Linked DNA regions of Homo sapiens: region 2 is linked to region 1. The links are chromatin loops, found by intact Hi-C in ENCODE. Cell type or tissue: Caco-2. All regions are shown on one strand. Links, peaks and the distances in the headings refer to the core of each region. The heading gives the core; the rest is flanking DNA. Region 1 has its middle 140 kb from the start of SPP2. Region 2 overlaps LINC01891 (long intergenic non-protein coding RNA 1891).

Region 1 (5,379 bases), core at 156-5,155:
CTAGATATGTATAGAACTCAGTATCAAATAAACAAAAGAACTGCATGTGCTTTTCAACTAAATCTGAAAAACTTATCAGAAAACTACACACAGTCCAGCATAAAGGGAGTTCTAAGGGATGAACATTTACATACTCTGTTCTCCAACTACAACACAACAAAGTTAGAAATTAACATCAAAAGGCTGGTTTTTAAATCCCATATCTTTGGAAACTAAATAACATATTACTAAACAGCCTATGGGTTAAGAAGTAAATAGTAAATTAAGACATATTTAAAACTGAATGATAATGAAAACATTTCATGTCAAAATTTTGAGACATATCTAAAGTTGTGTCCAAAGATGACACTCATCAATTTATATTTATCAGAAAATAAGAACGTTAAAAATAAATTGATGAAGTTTTAATCTCAACACGTTAATAAAAGACCAATAGAGCAAATCCAAATAAACAAGATAGAAAGGTAGAATACAGACAAGGGCAGAAATCCAGCAGAGAAACAACAACAGAAAAATAACAGAGAAATTAATAGAACCAAAAGCTCGTTCTTTGGAATGATTATTAAAAATAAATAAGTTGCTGGCAAGGCTGATACAGAAAGAGAAAGAGAGAGTGAAAGAGAAAGGAGAGGGAGGGAGAGGAGGTAAATAACCAAAATAAATAATAAAAATAAGTAACTACAGTCTAACAATAAGCTTTTTATTGTGGGCATGTGTACATTTAATGTGAAAAGCTGCAGGAGTCAATCCCAGAAAAAATTAAAATGCCAAACTGGAAAAAGAAAAAATACAACATGAATAGACTGGTAATATTTAAAAAGTTGAAATTGTCAGTGAAGACCTTCCCTCTTCCCCAGAACTCAAATCTAGATGGTTTCACACGGGAATCCTGACAAACTTTCAGAGAATAGTTAATTTCTGTTTCACACAAGTTGTTTTAGAAAGTAGAAGGAATAGGCTACTGCTCATTGTGTAAATCATCTACAATCTTGATTCTAAAATTAGATAAGGATAGCTCCCGAAATGAAAACCATAGGCCCGTTATATATTTGAATGTAGGAGAAAACCGCCCAAATAAATTGTCAGCTACCCAAATCCAACAGCACATCTCATTCATTGTGATAAAGAGGGTTGCTCTGATACAAGGACACTTCAAATCAGAAAATGAATCCGTGTAACTCACCACATTCATACATTCAAAGAGGAAAATCACACAATTATCTCTAATGTGCTGAAAAAGCCTTTGTTAAGATGCAACTCTAGCAAACCTGGAAGAGCAAGGAACATCGTTACTGGCAACCTTGCACGTAGCCACTTGGCCACGCAGGCAAAGGCTTGAACTGCAGCTGAATCTGAGTCTTGGCAAAATGCCTTGTATTCCTCCCAGAACACAAGAGGATGAGAGGCTGGTGAGGAGCTGCTATAAGGCCATTGCCCTCCCACTGCCCTGTCTCCCCTGGGAGGCTGTCAAGAGACAGTGTCTCATGGTTTCCTGGGGTCTCTGGGTCCTAATGAGGTCTGGGGCTTCTGGTCTCACCCCCTGCCCCTCCCATGCCTCCTACAGAACTGCAGATGATAAACCACTCAGCTGTGGTCTAGGCTTTGCTCCTCACCAATGAGGTATACCATAACTTCATTGCAGTCATTGACCTTTTCTGTTTTCTTTTTTTTTTTTTTTTATTATACTTTAAGTTTTAGGGTACATGTGCACAATGTGCAGGTTAGTTACATATGTATACATGTGCCATGCTGGTGTGCTGCACCCATTAGCTCGTCATTTAGCATTAGGTATATCTCCTGATGCTATCCCTCCCCCCTCCCCCCACCCCACAACAGTCCCCAGAGTGTGATGTTCCCCTTCCTGTGTCCATGTGTTCTCATTGTTCAATTCTCATCTATGAGTGGGAACATGCGGTGTTTGGTTTTTTGTCCTTGCGATAGTTTACTGAGAATGATGATTTCCAATTTCATCCATGTCCCTACAAAGGACATGAACTCATCATTTTTTATGGCTGCATAGTATTCCATGGTGTATATGTGCCACATTTTCTTAATCCAGTCTATCATTGTTGGACATTTGGATTGGTTCCAAGTCTTTGCTATTGTGAATAGTGCCGCAATAAACATATGTGTGCATGTGTCTTTATAGCAGCATGATTTATAGTCCTTTGGGTATATACCCAGTAATGGGATGGCTGGGTCAAATGGTATTTCAAGTTCTAGATCCCTGAGGAATCGCCACACTGACTTCCACAATGGTTGAACTAGTTTACAGTCCCACCAACAGTGTAAAAGTGTTCCTATTTCTCCACATCCTCTCCAGCAGCTGTTGTTTCCTGACTTTTTAACGATTGCCATTCTAACTGATGTGAGATGGTATCTCATTGTGGTTTTGATTTGCATTTCTCTGATGGCCAGTGATGATGAGCATTTTTTTCATCTTTCTTCACAGAATTGGAAAAAACCACTTTAAAGTTCATATGGAACCAAAAAAGAGCCCGCATCGCCAAGTCAATCCTAAGCCAAAAGAGCAAAGCTGGAGGCATCACGCTACCTGACTTCAAACTATACTACAAGGCTACAGTAACCAAAACAGCATGGTACTGGTACCAAAACAGAGATATAGATCAATGGAACAGAACAGAGCCCTCAGAAATAACGCCGCATATCTACAACTATCTGATCTTTGACAAACCTGAGAAAAACAAGCAATGGGGAGAGGATTCCCTATTTAATAAATGGTGCTGGGAAAACTGGCTGGCCATATGTAGAAAGCTGAAACTGGATCCCTTCCTTACACCTTATACAAAAATTAATTCAAGATGGATTAAAGACTTAAACGTTAGACCTAAAACCATAAAAACCCTAGAAGAAAACCTAGGCATTATGATTCAGGACATAGGCATGGGCAAGGACTTCATGTCTAAAACACCAAAAGCAATGGCAACAAAAGACAAAATTGACAAATGGGATCTAATTAAACTAAAGAGCTTCTGCACAGCAAAAGAAACTACCATCAGAGTGAACAGGCAACCTACAAAATGGGAGAAAATTTTCGCAACCTACTCATCTGACAAAGGGCTAATATCCAGAATCTACAATGAACTCAAACAAATTTACAAGAAAAAAACAAACAATCCCATCAAAAAGTGGGCAAAGGATATGAACAGACACTTCTCAAAAGAAGATATTTATGGGACCTTTTCTGTTTTCTTGTCACCCTTTTGGTGTATGGGACAAGGACTGAGGGATGCCGGCACCTTTGACTTAAACACTTTTTCTTTCCATCTGTAAGTAATCAACTGTCCAAATATAAAAGTGGCTCATTTTGTCATCACCAGTTGAATCAGTAAAACTTCAAAAGCAAAGCCAGAAGGTGAAATGTGATTAATTTGATTACATTAGCATTGATAATTTCCATTCATCAAAGAACAATGTAAACGAAATCATTGAGAAATCACAGAATAGGAGATGATTCTTGCTGTACCTATGATAAACAGGAGATTGCTATCTAGAGCACACAGAACTCCTGCAAAACGATAAGGAAATGATAGCATCCCAGTAGAAAAAAAAATGGGCAAAGGACAATAATGAATAAGCACGTTAGAGAAAAAGCCCAAGAAACTTCAAAGAGTGCAAAGACAGGCTCAGAATCATTAGTAATCAGATAACTGAAAGTTAACACTGTAATGACGTATCGTTCTTTGCTTTTAGACTGGCAAGCTCACTCCTGCAAGCTCTCTTGAGAAAGTGTCCATTGCTCATTACGGGGTGTGCATTGTCATAGTGATGGTAGGGGCAGGGAGAGCTAATCTGAGAGAAGACTGTGAAAGATCCCACATCGTAAAAAGGGACATTGTCTACAATTTAAATGTGCCAACATTTACTTCTTCAAGCTGGGTTTGAGATATTTTATTACCTACTCCCTACATTACAGCTTCCCAAGAATCTGCAAGCCCAATGGGGCTAAGATTTTATTACAGAATCTAGGCATTTCAGAGCCATTATAATGATAAGAGTTCCTGATATTGAAACAAATGATATTATTTAAAACAAAAACTTTTATTAATACTTTTACAATTTTTGTGACAGAATAGTTCAAAAGCCCCTAAGCATGAATGAGTGCATTATTCAGGGAGTTTTGTGGGGACAAGTGAACACAACTAACTGAAATATCATATATTTGATCTAGATTTTAAAGGATAAATAACTGCAAAAGGGTAAAAGCCTGGGGTCATTATAAAAGCATTCTGGAAACTAGAAGTTTAGCGTGACTGGGTAGAGATGGAGGGAAAGGTAGGACAGGAGTCTGGAGAGGTACGCAGGGGTGTGAGCTGCCTCTGTGGACAGAGGTGAGCCCTAACACCTCAAAGAAAGGAAATGGCCCCATAGGATTTGTTTTTGAGGTGGAAAATGCTGGTGGTAAAATGAAGAAAGAGCTAGAAAGAAAGAGGAGAGATAATGGAGGGAGGCTATTGAAGGGAGTCAGGCTGAAAACGCAATGGTAGAACTCAGCATCTCAGAAAGACAAACACAAAACCAGCATGGCGGCCGGGATTGTGGGCCAAGTCTGGTCGGGGGCAGGGAGTCGTTCTCCTGGGCATTTCCTTACTAGTGAGGTAAGGGGGCTCTGGATCCCTGGAAGCCTGGCATTCCCAGACTCCAGGATTCACTTCCTTTCCCTCCCCAGACCCTGCCTTCCCCCAGCTGCCCCCTGACCTAAGGCTCTTCCCCTTCCCCTTGCCATTTTCTGGTCCTCTGACTTATCCCTTTTCTGAGAATCACTGAATTTGAAGCTAAAGTGGCTCCACAGATCACTCATAATCTCATGGTTGTTTGAAGGACCAAATTGCTCAAGGGATCAATCGAAAGAGAAGACAGAAAATAACTCTGACCTTGGCCCACAATCTTTGCCTCTCATTCAATCACCAGTGACTTTTCTGTTAGATGTGTTCTCAATAATCATCCTTATATTGAAGGCATTTGTAGAAAGGTGGAAGAGAGTTTTAGTTAGTCAGCATATCACATTTCACGTTGATAAACTGGTTTGTGTAGTACCCTGTTTCCTATTTGCAAAGAGATGCAGTAATTCATCAGCATCCTATGCCCTTACTCCTCCTTAGGGATTACTGAACTCAGGCAAAGGTGGTGTATTAGTTTCCCAGGAATGCTGAAGCAAAGTGCCACAAGCTGGGTGGCTTGAAATAATGGGAATTTTTTCTCTTACAACTCTGGAGGCTAGACGTTTGAAGTCAAAATTCTTAGTAGGGCCAAACTTTCTCTGTAGGCTCCAGTGGAGAATCTATTCCATGCCTTTCTCTTAGATTCTGCTGTTTCTGGCAACCCTTGGCATTTCTTGGCTTGTAGATGTGTTGCTCC
Region 2 (5,379 bases), core at 322-5,321, 250 kb after region 1:
GAAGAGAAGGCTTGTCTAGTATGGAGTTCTAAGTTCTGTACTTAAATGTTCCCTGACAGGGGGTGGGGCTGGGGAGGGTGTAAAACAAAAAATTATTCTGATACTTTTATTTTTTATTTTTTATTTTTTCAAGACGGAGTTTTGCCCTTGTTGCCCAGGCTGGAGTGCAATGGCATGATCCTGGCTCACTGCAACCTCCACCTCCCAGGTTCAAGCAATTCTCCTGCCTCCTCAGCCTCCCAAGTAGCTGAGATTACAGGTGCGCACCACCACGCCCGGCTAATTTTTTGTATTTTTAGTAGAGATGGGGTTTCACCATGGCCAGGCTGGTCTTGAACTTCTGACCTCAGGTGATCCGCCCACCTTGGCCTTCCAGAGTGCTGGGATTACAGGCATGAGCCACCGCGCCCGGTCGATACTTTCTAAAATGGTAAGACTTTATTCAGGACAATTGCAATTGGTGTCCACAGTGTCACAACAGGGCAGAGAGATCAGGCTCAACTCCCAATACAAGAACAAGGCACCAGACATGGTGGCTGAAACCTGTAATCCCAGCACTTTGGGAGGCTGAGGCGGGCGGATCACTTGAGGTCAGGAGTTCAAGACCAGCCTGGCCAACATGGCAAAACACCGTCTCTACCAAAAATACAAAATTAGCCAGGGGTGGTGGCAGGTGCTTGTAGTAGTCCCAGCTACTAGGGAGGCTGAGGCAGAAGAATCACTTGAACCTAAGAAGTGGAAGTTGCAGTGAGCCAAGATTGGACCATTGCACTCCAGCCTAGTCACAGAGTGAGACTCCTTACCAAAAAAATTATAAAATTAAAATTAAGAAAAAAAAAGAACAAGGGGATATTTACAGCAGGTTGAGGGGTTTCACCAGATGAAGATGATTTCAGGGTCGGGCTTCTTGCTAAACTGATCCAGGTTTCAACAAGGATTCTTGTTGAAGGTAGGCCAGGGTGATCTGATATCGAGGATCAAGGGTTCTCAATAAACTGACAGCAGGATCCCTGTTGAAACTGAGCTTTGCAGGCCCAGCAAGGACAGGGACCAAGGTTGAGGGCTTGGAGGAGTCTGACTAAAGTTTGGTCAAGGAGAGAGTCTTTGTCAGGGGTTATGTGGGCTCTTCCTTCATGTTCCTTTAAAGAGCATGCCCATCTTCCGGGACTTCCTCTTTCTGTTTAAGTTACCATTTACTGTGGCTTCTCACGCTCTTTACGCAGCTGCAAAGGCAGAGCAAGACACACTGCTGGCCCAGAAGGGCTGATGATCCGGCAGCCTCAAGCTACGGGTCAGGAGTGAGGAAGTGAGGCTGGCCTTGTGGGTGTGGAGTGGCTCTGAAGCTTCCTGTCTCCACCCAGCCCTCTGCCCCTGCACTAAACCAAAGCCCTGCAGAGCAGAGTCTAGTGACGCTCCTGGGAAGGTGACGCTCCTGGCGGCACATGGCCTTGAGAGCTTCCACGTAGTTTGCCCTTGGTCTTGTCTCTGAGACGCCTTCTGGTTGCCTCGGTCTCCTCACACCCCCCAGGATCCAAGTCCAGGCCTACCTGGCTCCCGGGCACTCCCTGTGTGCCTCCCACCTCCTCCTTCCACCGAAGGCAGGCGAGGTCAGCTCTCCCTTCCCTCCTGTCTCTGGAGCCCTCGCTCCATGCCCAGGCCTGTCCCGTGGACGTGTCATGCAGCTGCTTGCTTCATGTTCTTCTAGCTTTCTCCCTGAGCCACAGGCAATGCTTTTCAAAAGCAGTGAAAAGTTTAGCGGAGTTTTTTTTGTTTTTTTTTTGTCAAGGTAATAAAATCTGCAGTGATAAAAATAGCTATTAGAAGTTTAGGAAAATTTCATCTTGGAGTAGAAGAATGAGGATGGACTAGGCTAAATAGTGTCCTAACAAATACCTGTCCACCCAGAACCTCAGAATGTGAACTTATTTGGAAATAGGCTCTTTGTGTATGCCATTCTCATAGATGAAGTCCTCCTGGATTTAGGGTGGGTCCTAAATCCAGTGACTGGTGTCCTTATAAGAAGACCACATGAAGCCGCAGGGAGGCACGGAGAGGATACCATGTGACCACGGAGACAGAGACTGGAGTGCAGCATCTAGGAACCAAAGACAGCCAAGGAATCCTGGCACTGCCAGAAGCCAGGAGAGAGCCGGAACATTCTCCCAGAGCTTTTGGAAGGAACCTAGCCTGCCCACACCTTGATTTTGGACTTCTGGCCTTCAGAACTCCAGGAGAAGAGCTTCTGTTGTTTGAAGACACCCAGTTTGCGGTCATTTGTTAAAGCAGCCCCCGGACACTAAGCCACAGTGTAGCCATATGCTTGGGCTGGGTCCCAGGGCAGCACTGACTCCTCACTTTACCTTGTGTCACAGCAAAGCCCACAGCCAGGGAGAGGGGGTCAAACTGCAGCAGCTCTCACTTCTGAGCATCATAACGAAAGCCAAAGACAGCGCCATTTACCTAAATCGGACAGCCTACAGAATCTTCCAGTCTGAAATAAGAAATGTCAAGCGTTTTAGCCATGGGAATTATAGGGTAGGGGAGATCCTTCCCCTTAACTAGTCAGTGGTTGAAATTTCTTTTGCAGCAGAAAATTTAAGTGGTAGCTTGACTGTTTAATGTTTGCAACATTAGAATGCCCTAGTCTCCACTTACTGATTTAAAGAGCAACAGAAATCCTTACAGGAAGAGCAGTAGGATGGCTGATTCCTGAAAGCGGCTTCCTGACACCCTCGCCCCAGCACCCCTGGGTCCAGTCACCATTCAGATACATCTTTTGATGGGTTGCAAGGAAAAGAACAGTGTCAGGGGACAAGGCCTGTTTACCTACAACTAACTGAAGCCCTTTGATGAGCTCTCCTCCCATCTCCAATCTGCCCCCAACCGCTGGCCGTTCCTAACCCATCTCTTTGCAAATAAAAGTTATCACCATCAGATCTGGGTGTGCCATTCTTCCAGTTGTGTGCACAAGAGGGTGGGAGTTCAGGGGGTTGGAATTCTTCTTTTCAAAAACCTGTTAAGTTTTTCTGAAACAGCAGCCTTCCCGAAGCTTCTGCTTAGTGCCTGTTCATCTATTGAGAGCTGATAATAGGATGTATTTTGCTTTTTTTTCTTTAAATGGATAAAAGGATAATGCTTTTTCTTTTCTTTCTTTTTTTTTTTTTCTTTTCTTGGCCTCCAGTGTCTATGCAAGTTATTTTTCAGTCCATTAAAATGAATCATTGTTTATCATGTTAGTTTTCACATTTCACAAAATGATGAACAATGGACTTTTCTTTGTTAAAAGATGGGGGCTTCTGTCCTCGGGCACTCGTGTTCAGAAGATAAGACTTTCTCCGAGTTCCACACACTTCTTTCTTTTCACACATGCGTTACGTTTATTTTCTGACTGAAGTCTCCAAAACAAACGCTATGGCTGCTGCTGAAATAGATCACATGTTACTACGGTACAAGTGAGACCAATCACAGTGGCTGCTTTTGTTTTTAATTGCGACCACCTCGGATGGGTCCTGAGTGCTGAGCCAAAGCTCTGTTTTCCTTTCTTTCTTTTTTTTTTTTTTTAATCTTTTCAAAATTCCTTTGAGGCAGGTAGGGGTAAACCCTCAACTCACTGTGGAAATTCATGTTGTTGAAGAGGATTAATAGAGAAGGGGTGGGAAAAGGAAAGTCTCAGGGGTGTTTTTGTGCCTCATTAAAAGGTCACAAAGCCCTCTGTGTTCTCTCCCTCCAAGGGTCTAAACCTGAGTGTCTTTTATCCGCTTCATCAAGCTCTGCACGTCCAATCGAGCTGCGAGGGAGCTCCATGGAGCTCCTGAGCACTTGAAATGGGGCTAGTGGGAATTGAGGAGTTCTGTAAGTAGAAATAGGTTTAGTACAAATAAATAAACTGATTAAAAATGTCATCAATAATATTTTAAAATTGATGATAACTTGACATGCAACATATTTGTGTACTTTCTTGTTGATTGATTACTTGACTTGCCCTTCTGGGACCCAGACTGCTAGAAAACATGTCTCCCTAAGTACCGCCAGGAATGCTAATCCCATGACATTCCACAGGAAACAAAAGGCGCTGAGGTCAAACTGAGAAAAACCGCAGCAGAGTTCCACTGGGGATTTGAAAAGACCTGAGCGTAGAAAAGGCTCCCGAGCTCTGCAATAAAGACAGGCATCTAACTTTGTTAATATGTTAATATGGCTTTTCAGAAATCCATGACCACAGGACTCCTGCCCCCTCTGACTTTTTTAATGCTGGCCTACTACCAATTAACCTCTCAAGAAACTGCCATTCAGGATTTGAATAGTAGCAATGGAAAGAGAAAAATGGGGCAAAGCTTTGGACCCACAGTCCAAAGGGAAGGACTCTTTTTAATCCAATGGGTTATAGCAAGAGCATGTTGCGGACTCATATCTGGGAACTGCAACATCATCATTTTTTTTTTTTTTTTTTGAGACAGAGTCTTGCTCTGTGGCCCAGGCTGGAGTGTAGTGGTGCGATCCCGGCTCACTGCAACCTCCGTCTCCTGGTTCAAGCGATTCTCCTGTCTCAGCCTCTCAAGTAGCTGGGATTACGGGCACCTGCCACCATGCCCAGCTAATTATTGTATTTTAGTAGAGGTGGGGTTTCACCATGTTGGCCAGGCTGGTCTTGAACTCCTGACCTCAAGCGATCCATTTGTCTCAGCCTCCCAAAGTGCTGTGATTTCAGGCATGAGCCACCATGCCTGGCCTTGCAATGGTCTTTTTAATCTTACAAACATGTGTCCATGCCTGGAGGACCCAGCTGCAGGGACAGACACTCCAACCCGGTCCAATCTCCTTACCTGCATATTCACTCCTTTTAAAGCAGCTTGAAACCAGTGAAATAAGTGCTTTAGCAATAAAGAGTGAAGAGGAGAGTAGAATTTTGTGTTGCAGATCATTTTGTTGGCTCAACATCTTTCTCCACACACAAGCCGTAGGCTGTGTAAGTGGAGATGAACATCTCATCCATCTGATAATGAATCTTCAGCCGGAAACTTCGCGAGCTGGACCGACAGGGGCTTGAAGGTTGGGTACATTTCCATCTTCAGGGCAGTGGGAGGGAGAGTGGCTGACAATGGAGCTGGGGAGGACAGGTTGAATTTGGTGAGGGCACGCAGGTGCCGGGTGCCATGACTGATTTCTGAGCCCAGGGTGCTCTGCTGCCATTTCCCATATCCCCAGAGAAGACCTGAAGGCAGAGTTCTTGTCTTTTCAGTGCCTGGCTAAGAGAGAGGTGAGTCTTGGGGGAGAAAGTTGGTGCACTGTGGGTGAAGGAATGGAAACTAACTCTGTTTGAATTCCTTTTTCATAGTCTGATGTTTGCTTGGGTTTTGAGAACAAAAACCAAAAAGATAC

What was found. Peaks named below come from ENCODE experiments on the same cell type or tissue, not always from the same donor. Only the 100,000 strongest peaks of a DNase experiment are listed, where the experiment ranks them.
Region 2: it touches region 1 in a loop (5-fold over the local background); 1 of 110 quality-filtered maps calls a loop at or near these places.

What each region holds. Positions count from the first base shown.
Region 1 is chr2:234,190,649-234,196,027 of GRCh38, forward strand. No RefSeq gene overlaps it. Among named protein-coding and RNA genes, the nearest start is that of SPP2, 140 kb to the left of the region's middle. In Caco-2, for the core only: no CTCF peak of the experiment used is centred there; DNase peaks (open chromatin) are centred at 3,250 and 3,756.
Region 2 is chr2:234,445,295-234,450,673 of GRCh38, forward strand. It overlaps LINC01891 (long intergenic non-protein coding RNA 1891), which reads right to left. Exons shown (of 3, transcript NR_146988.1): 2 at 4,824-5,104. Among named protein-coding and RNA genes, the nearest start is that of LINC01891, 6.6 kb to the right of the region's middle. RefSeq lists an enhancer at 1,083-1,132. In Caco-2, for the core only: no CTCF peak of the experiment used is centred there; DNase peaks (open chromatin) are centred at 2,887 and 4,087.